2 separate regions of the Mus musculus genome follow, and region 2 is linked to region 1. The links are chromatin loops, found by intact Hi-C in ENCODE. Cell type or tissue: heart. All regions are shown on one strand. Links, peaks and the distances in the headings refer to the core of each region. The heading gives the core; the rest is flanking DNA.

Region 1 (4,392 bases), core at 88-4,087:
AAAAGCCAAACTTAAGACTAGTGGGTCTAGACAAAGGCCTGCAGGAATGAGATGAAGGCAAATCAGTCATTTGACAGTGTGAAATGTTCCAAGACCTGGGCAGTATATGAATAGACCAGTATTGAAAGCATTTAGAATCTCAATAGACATGGCCAAAAAAGGGATTTCTTTCCTATGATAGAGTTAAGCTGTCAAGTGCACAGAACAAAAGAAAGTATTGAAAAGTATTGAAAGTATTGTGCTTACAAAGGCAAACCCCTGAGTAATAACAGATTTATTGGCAGAAACTCTAATAGCCATTCTGGCATGAAATAATGTATTTCAAACTCAGAAAGATAATAACTGCCAATAAGGACTACTATACCCAGCAAAGCTATTCTGCAGAACTTACAGAGAAATAGCGATCTTCTAAGATATGCATAAACTTTAAAAAAAAAGTATGCCCATAGCCAGCTTTCTAGGAGAGACATAAAGGAATCCCACACATAGGGAAGAGAGAAACACAGTCCTGAGAGCTCAGGGAAGACTAGATCATACTAGATCATACTAGAGAACACAGAGATGAAATGGGGATTAAGGCAGAGATGACATCATGGTCAAAAGCATGTACTGCTCTGCAGAGCACCAGAGCCTGGTTCCCAGCACCCACATCAGGTGTCCTGTAACTGCAGCTCCAGGGAATCCAAACCCCCAAGTCCCTCTTCTGGTTTCTGTGGAAACTTCACATACATGATTGATATATATATATATGCCTGTAAGCAAGACTGTGAGGACTTTTCCTGATGAATGTTTGATGTGGGAGGGCCTACCCTGCTGTGTGTACCTGGGCAACTAATCCTGGTTTTTATAAGAAAGCAAGATGAAGGGCTGGAGAGAAGGTTCAACAGTTAAGAGAACTGGCTTCTCTTCATGAGGACTCAGGTTTGATTCCCAGAATCTACATAGTGGCCACAGCTGTCTGTAACTACAGTTGCAGAAGAGCCATCCTCTTCTGGTCTCTGCATACCATGCACACTTGTGGCACACAGACTTACATGCAGGCAAAACATTCATACACATAAAATACAAATAAGTCTTTCAAAAAACTAAATTGCTGAAAACATACTCCCTGGCAATCAGGACACACAATGGGGAGAGAGAGAGAGAGAGAGAGAGAGAGAGAGAGAGAGAGAGAGAGAGAGAGAGAGAGAGAGAAGGAGGAGGAGGAAGGAAGGAAGGAAGGAAGGAAGGAAGGAAGGAAGGAAGGAAGGAAGGAAGGAAGGAAGGAAGGAAGGTAGGAAGAAAACTGGAAAGAAATCTAGGAAGGAAGGAAGCTTAGCAAGCCAAGGAGAGCAAGCAGGCTACATTTCTCCACGGTCTGTTCCTCCCTACCATAAGTTGCCTTTGGTCAGAATTTTTTATCACAGAAACCAAACCAGGACAATGCATTTTAAAAATAATATACCACAGGCCAGCAAGATATCTTAGTGGATGAGGGCACTCCCTGCCAAGTTTAATGACCTGAGTTTGACCACTGAGACCCACATGGTGGAAGGAGAGAACTAACTCCTTCAAGTTATCCTTTTACTACCGGTATGTGCCTTGGCACATGTGCAATAATTTTTAAGTAATAATGGAGACTACAAGGTTAGACTCTGCAAGTAAAAATGCTGATAAGCTGAAGTGTTACACCGATCATGTGAAACATTTAAGATTTCCCTAGACCTGAAAAGAACTAGGATTTTTCTTACATTTTATTTTTTATTTGCACACACACATGCAACCACATTTGTCTTTTTGTGCACCACATGCACACCTATACCCAAGGAAGCCAGAAGAGAGCATCGGGTCCCCTGGAACTGGAGTTTCAGGCTGCTGTGAGCCACCATGTTTGTGCAGGGAACTGAATCTAGGGCTTCTGGAAAAGCTGCCAGTGTTCTTGATCCCTAAACCAACTTTCCAACCCCCAAACTGGAGTTTTAAATAGCAATACAAAAAGCCAAAATAAAATTTTAAGCAAGCACTCTATTCTCTCAATAGAGAATAGATTCCTGCAGCTGTGTCACTTGAATCTGTGATCACATGGTCAAAACTTACATCAGGGTAAAAAACTATGATGGGGTGGGTTTTTAGATCATTCAAGAAAATAATATTGTTTTCTAGATTTGCTGATGTTTTCATTGTCAATCTCTTCCAAACCCTAATTTTTTATGATTGCTTTTATTATTCTCATTATTAAGTATGTCACAGGCACACCTTTCTGAATTGAGTATTAGCCCCCAAAATCCCAGAGACATAAATTTAAAAAAAAAAAAAAAAAAAAAAAGTGGCTAATCAGAAGATGAGACCAGATTCAATTTAAGCAGGTTTACTCAGAGTAACATGTGACTTAGCACCCCCTGGTGGTGAACTACACAAAACCCCAGGTGACCAGAAACTTGAGAAGGACAAAGGCTTAAGCCCTAAGATCTTTGGACTGAGTCCCTCCACCTTCTGTGACACGGGTAAAAACACTACTCCACACTACTAAAACACCAGCCCTAGGCATACTATGAAGCATGTCCTCAAAGCCCTCAGACTCAGATTGCTGGGGTCCACAGCTGTTCCAGGGACTAGCTCATAAGGAAAGTTCTAGAACTGTACTGAGAGTCTCTGGTGAGACCCTTAAGTGTTCAGTCAGATCAAAAAGTGGGGCCTATGAAATGGTACATGTGCCCAGGCTCTCCTCAGTTGCTGGGATTCCAAACACTAGTCACCTCTCCCTTCCTTCCTTTCTCCCTTTTGAGAGACAGTGGTTCCCTATCTCTATTCCTAGTTTCCTCCTACAGAGAAGTTATGTCATAAGCCAGATGGCAAGGAAGCATTCTTCCAGCTTGGAACCTACCAGAAGTTTCATCCAAGGGGCAGCTTCCAGCATTGCCTTCTTCCTCTCCCACAGCCTGAGACGATGGATGGCAGAGAACTGAGGCAAGGTGGAACCTACGCACACTAAGCCTTTCCCTGCCCCAGGTTCTTTGCCTGCTGTCGCCTCCTTGTGGAATATCTAACCAGACTAATAGAATCACCTTTCCAGACTCCTTTCCTGCTCTCTCTCTCTCGCTCTCTCTCTCTCTCTCTCTCTCTCTCTTTCTTTCTCTCTCTCTCTCTCTGTCTCTCTCTCTCTGTCTCTCTCTCTCTCTCTCTCTCTCTCTCTCACACACACACACACACACACACACAAACACACACTGGTCTTCAGGACTGCAGACTCACTCCTCAGTCAAAGTCCCCTTCTCAGATTATGGAACAGAACCATAGAAGACAATGATGGTGATGGTGTCCACTTACCTGGCCTCACTGGGATGGGTGCATGAGGAGTCACCCAGTCCCTTCCAGTGTGGAGTAATTATTCCTGTTGGGGAGTTATTCTTCTGAGATGCACCAGACGGCTTACAGTTTTCTCACTGAACCCATCCCTCCTACCATGCTGAGCTGACCTGAGACACACCTCAGCCTGCCTCTGGACATGGCTATGAGCTCTGCAGCACCAAAGGGGTGTGCCTAGGATACTGGGAGGACCTATTGTGTGGGAGGACCTGTCAGAAGCTCTCTGTCCTCCCTGATCAAGGCAGGACTACTTGCCATCCTCTGCCTTCCAAGTTGGACTTAGGTCTTCATGGAGCCGGGCTCTGGGGTTGTTCAACATCCACAGACAGGAAGGATCTTCACAGACTAAGCTACACCCAGGCAAGGACAAGGGCCAAGTTCACACCAATGACATCCTCTCCGAAATGTCCCTGCAGAAGCTGCAAAGAAGTACCTAAGGAGCATATAGGTCACTGGTGGTACATGTGACAGACCTGCACCTGAGACTCAGTCAACACAAGACAATCCACAGGAGGTAAGGAATAAGCAGCAGGGAGGAAAGAGAAAACAAAGCCACAGCCAGGGAAGGACACAAACAACAACAGGGAAGTGACCATGTGCAGCCTCACACCTGACCTGACCAGGGATATAAAGGTCCAGGCTCAGGAGCCTCCAACCTACACATCTTCCCTTTCCACCTGCTCCTCTGACCTACTCCATCCTCAACCAAACACCAGAACCATGACCTGCTGTGGCTGCTCAGGAGGCTGTGGCTCCAGCTGTGGGGGCTGTGGCTCCAGCTGCTGCTGCAAGCCTGTGTGCTGCTGCAAGCCTGTGTGCTGCTGTGTGCCAGCCTGTTCCTGCTCCAGCTGTGGGGGTTGCAAGGGAGGCTGTGGCTCCTGTGGAGGCTGTAAAGGAGGATGTGGCTCCTGTGGAGGCTGTAGCTCCTGTGGGGGCTGCAAGGGAGGCTGTGGCTCCTGTGGGGGCTGCAAGGGAGGCTGTGGCTCCTGTGGAGGCTGTAAAGGAGGATGTGGCTCCTGTGGGGGCTGTAGCTCCTGTGGGGGCTGC
Region 2 (4,392 bases), core at 177-4,176, 100 kb before region 1:
CTCTTTGGGGTCCTGACATGCTATTCAGATTTAAATGGAGAGGAGGTGTCCATAGCTAAGCAGTCCTGGTCAAAGTATGGTCCTGCCCATTACCACTCCATCATTCTCATGGCTCTCATAAGGTAGAATTTTCCACAGGAATGAATCCCCTCCTTTCCTTTTCCTGCCCATGGGTCCATACAACTCACTGGAATACAGTAGAAGAACCTGGGAATTCAGAACCTGCCCTCTAGATTTAGATCTGAGCTGTGACTGTGTAACTCTGGCTGACCTGTAACTCTCTATAAAGACCCAGCTAGATTAGAACTCACAGAGATCTGTCTGCCTCTGGCTCCCAGCTACTTGGATTAAAGACATACATGTCCATGCAAAACTAAACTTTGTTGTGAAAGACCACACTTGTACCAGATGAAAATTAAACATTGTTGTAAAAGACTACACTTATACCAGATGATATTTTCCAAGAAAAGTAAGCCATGTTGAGAAGACAAGAAGGGGTAATTCCATGAAATCACCCTTGTGGAAACCCAGGGCTGGCATATATCATGTGAAGAAGAGGACACAGTGACCTGTGAGACACAGGGTTCAGGTGAGAGGAGGAAGCCACCAATGTTGTAGACTAATGAAAGTGAGTGATGAAGTGGGCAAGTGGAGCCTGAAACCCAGGAGGCAGGCATACAAACATCAGGAAGTGCTAGTGATGGGATGGGAGCTAGGCTTGCCCATGTCTCCCTAAGGCTCAAAGGAAGGGGACTGGGTGTCTTCTGATGGACACTTGTTTATGTTTACTGACAGGCAGCATTCCTTGGAAGATGTCACAGTCTGCTTGGAAAAGGCATAGGGAAAACAGAATACATAGGACCAGACAACAGGATGCAGAAGAGAATCCTAAGCTATGACACATCCAGGATCCAGGAAGTGAGCATGGGCATCCTCACACCTGACTTGGGCAGGATATAAAGACCCCAGGGTCAGGAGGCTCCACACTGCACATCTTCCTCTCCACCTGCTCCTCTGATCTACTCCATCCTCAACCAAACACCAGAACCATGACCTGCTGTGGCTGTTCAGGAGGCTGTGGCTCCAGCTGTGGGGGCTGTGGCTCCAGCTGTGGGGGCTGTGGCTCTGGCTGTGGGGGCTGTGGCTCCAGCTGCTGCAAGCCTGTGTGCTGCTGTGTACCCACCTGTTCCTGTTCAGGTTGTGGTGGCTGCAGCTCCAGCTGCTGCAAGCCTGTGTGCTGCTGTAAGCCTGTGTGCTGTTGTGTTCCTGTCTGTTCCTGCTCAGGCTGTGGAGGCTGTGGCTCCAGCTGTGGAGGTTGTGGCTCCAGCTGTGGGGGCTGTGGCTCCAGCTGTGGAGGCTGTGGCTCTAGCTGTGGGGGCTGTGGCTCCAGCTGCTGCAAGCCTGTGTGCTGCTGTGTGCCTGTCTGTTCCTGCTCCAGCTGTGGAGGCTGCAAGCCCTGCTGCTGCCAGTCCAGCTGCTGCAAGCCCTGCTGCTGCCAGTCCAGCTGCTGTAAACCCTGTTGCTGTCAGTCCAGCTGCTGCAAGCCCTGCTGCTGTCAGTCTTGCTGCTGCAAGCCCTGCTGCTGTCAGTCTAGCTGCTGCAAGCCCTGCTGCTGTCAGTCCAGCTGCTGCAAGCCCTGCTGCTGTCAGTCTAGCTGCTGCAAGCCCTGCTGTTCATCAGGCTGCGGGTCTTCCTGCTGTCAGGACAGCTGCTGAAGCTGTCTGCCACGTCCCCATGTGCTGCCAGTGCAAGATCTAAGACTCTTCTCATCTTGACCTTCCCCTCTGAAGTACCTTCCTCAGCTGTGGCCTCCAGTTTATCTCCAGGTTCCTGATTATCCTGCTTGTTCCCTTAGCACTCCTGCTTCCCACAGCTTCAACTCAAAATTGGATTTTGAGTTGAATGGATTTTGAGTGCCATGAAGAGGCCATCTGCTCATCTACTATGGGCTAACAAATTCTCCTCTGCACTCATGTACCTCTAGTGCCCTCACCCACCTCTTGCAATAAGGTGAGCATTCAGACTTACTTGGACTTGTAAGCCAAGGAATAGCAATCCCTGCTTTATCTTAAGTTGAAAATCACAAACTAATAAACACATCCCATGGACCAATGCAAGCATGCCTCATTCATTTATCCTGTCCCTGGCTCTCACTCCATGGTTCCCTCATTTTCCTGCAGGTCTGTGTGGGACTCTATCAGCCTACTGGGACAGGTAAGGTCTCCTGCTTCACACCTCCTTCTTCCTGTCTCCTCCCTCTCTTGGGATTCCTCTCTATTCAAGGCTTACTAGATTTGTTTAGAGGGACACTGGACTGCCAGGCCAACAGAGGTCCTGAAGCTGTGATGGCTCTAGGTTGTGTCAGACCCACCCCTCTTATGACTCCTTTGCAAGGCTCTCATTTTCTTACTTGTTTTGTGAGTGACCTGCAGATCTCAGAGCTCAGGCATGTTCACCCTCAAGTCTTTCCCATGGGTCATTTTCATCGAGCTTCCAGCAGGTGGCAGCCATACTTCTTTTCTAAAATGGAGCTGCTTGTAAGGGAGAACTGGCTTGTCAAGGGCTGAGGGGAGAGCTGTGCACCCAGCATGTCCTTTAAAACCCTCTCAGGCCCCAGGGCTATGAGACATTGAAGACCTTCCTTCTGTGGAGCCTGTGTCCTAAACAATGGAAAGCACAAAAAATAAAGACCTGGTTCTGCCCACTATAGGCAGTGTTCCTCCGTCCAAGTCATCCTTGATTGTATAAAAAAACACAAGTAGAACAAGCCTTGTAGAAGAAGCCTGTAAGAACCAAGCTTTCATGGCCTCTGCTTCAGTCCTTCCTCCAAGTCTCTGACCTGGCTCTCCTTCCTACTAAACTGTTAGATGTGAGGTAAAATAAATTATTGTCTCCCAAAGCTGCTTTTGACCATTGTGTTTATTACAGCAATAGAAAGGAAACTAGGATACACTGTGTGTGTAAGTTCTCCAAAGTGCTGGGGTAGCTGGGCTGGGTGGCATCATTGGTCCATCTGGGTTGACCCAGAAACCTCTCATTACAGAAATTGTGACATTGGTTTATTGGTTGCATGGTAAATGACAAGGGAGTTATTAGCCTCTTACTTCTGGGGTCAAGTTGGTAAAACACGATGCCTGCTATGTTATGACTGCTGTAGCTGCAGTTAGTGAAGGGTTGGGAGATAGAAACTCAAAGGATTACCTCACTTGCAGAAGAAAAGAGATAGAAAATGAATTGATATTTGGGGAAACTGCAGAGGAGAATTAAATTTAAGAAAAAAAATGAAACCAATTCATTTTTATTACCATGACCAAAGCAATTTGGGGATGAAAGGATTTATCTGGCTTACACTTATATTATCATTGCTTCTCACTGAAGGAATTCCTGACAGGAACTCAAACAGGGCATGAACTTGGAGGCCAGAGCTGATGCAGAGGCCATGGAGAAGTGTTGCTTGCTCCCTGTGGCTTGATCACTCTGCTTTCTTATAGGGCCTAAGACCAACAGCCAAGAGATAGCACTACCCACAATTAATTAATCACTAGTTTTAAAAATGCCTTACAGACTTGTGTACAGCCTGATCTTAAGGAGGTACTTTCTTAACTGAGGTTCCCTCTTCTCAGATGACTTTAACTTGTGTCAAGTTGACATAAAATGATCTAGTACAATATATGAACATATGTGGAGTCCAGAGAACAACCTCAGGTCTTATGATCAGAAACTTTGTTCATCTCCTTTGAGGCAGGGTCTCTCACTAGTCTGAGGCTTGCTGCCTAGACTAAGCTGGCTGGCCAGAGATCATGCTGTCTCTGTCTTCTCTAAGCTGAGACTCTACCTGGCATTTCACATGGGTTCTGGTGATGAAACTAGAGTCTTTGTACTTGCAAAGTGCATGACAGGTGCTTTACCAAAGGAGCTGCCGGCCAGTCCTGAACAAACCCATTTTAAATGCCTACCTCCATGCTGCCCAAGGCTGTACCCTACCCCTGCAGATAACAGATACTTCCGTCTACATGGTAGAGTGGGAACTCCTGAGGAACCAGTAGCCCAGAAATGAGCACTGGCCACCCTTGACTAGCCGTTCTTACAGGTATCTGACTTGCTGATGGGGAAGGAGTCCTTCCATGGAGCATGGAGGAGAAAGCACCTGTAGCTCAGAAAACCCTGAGACCTACAGACCAAGATCAGACCCACCATCACAGCCACTGGATGAGAAAGGCCTGCTGCTGCTATGGGTGCACTGAAAATAGGATGGGCCCAGGTTCTGCATGAAAAGTTTAGGGGTGGAGGAAAAGGAAAGTGTGAAGGTTAGCCACCTGGGAAGAGTCTCAATGAGGAATTGTCTACATTGGCTTAGCATGTGGGCATGTCTGTGCAGGATTGTCTTGACTA

The links. Peaks named below come from ENCODE experiments on the same cell type or tissue, not always from the same donor. Only the 100,000 strongest peaks of a DNase experiment are listed, where the experiment ranks them.
Region 2: it touches region 1 in a loop (10-fold over the local background); 27 of 42 quality-filtered maps call a loop at or near these places.

Annotation. Positions count from the first base shown.
Region 1 is chr7:142,144,219-142,148,610 of GRCm38, reverse strand. Gm45337 (predicted gene 45337) reads left to right here and starts at 4,004. Exons shown (of 1, transcript NM_001378699.1): 1 at 4,004-4,392. The coding sequence starts at 4,066. In heart, for the core only: a CTCF peak has its summit at 2,393 (motif pointing left); no DNase peak of the experiment used is centred there; H3K27me3 peaks cover 756 bases.
Region 2 is chr7:142,248,145-142,252,536 of GRCm38, reverse strand. Gm46022 reads left to right here. Exons shown (of 4, transcript XR_001778358.1): 2 at 796-918; 3 at 2,181-2,214; 4 at 4,091-4,392. Among named protein-coding and RNA genes, the nearest start is that of Gm46022, 4.9 kb to the left of the region's middle. In heart, for the core only: a CTCF peak has its summit at 2,511 (motif pointing right); no DNase peak of the experiment used is centred there.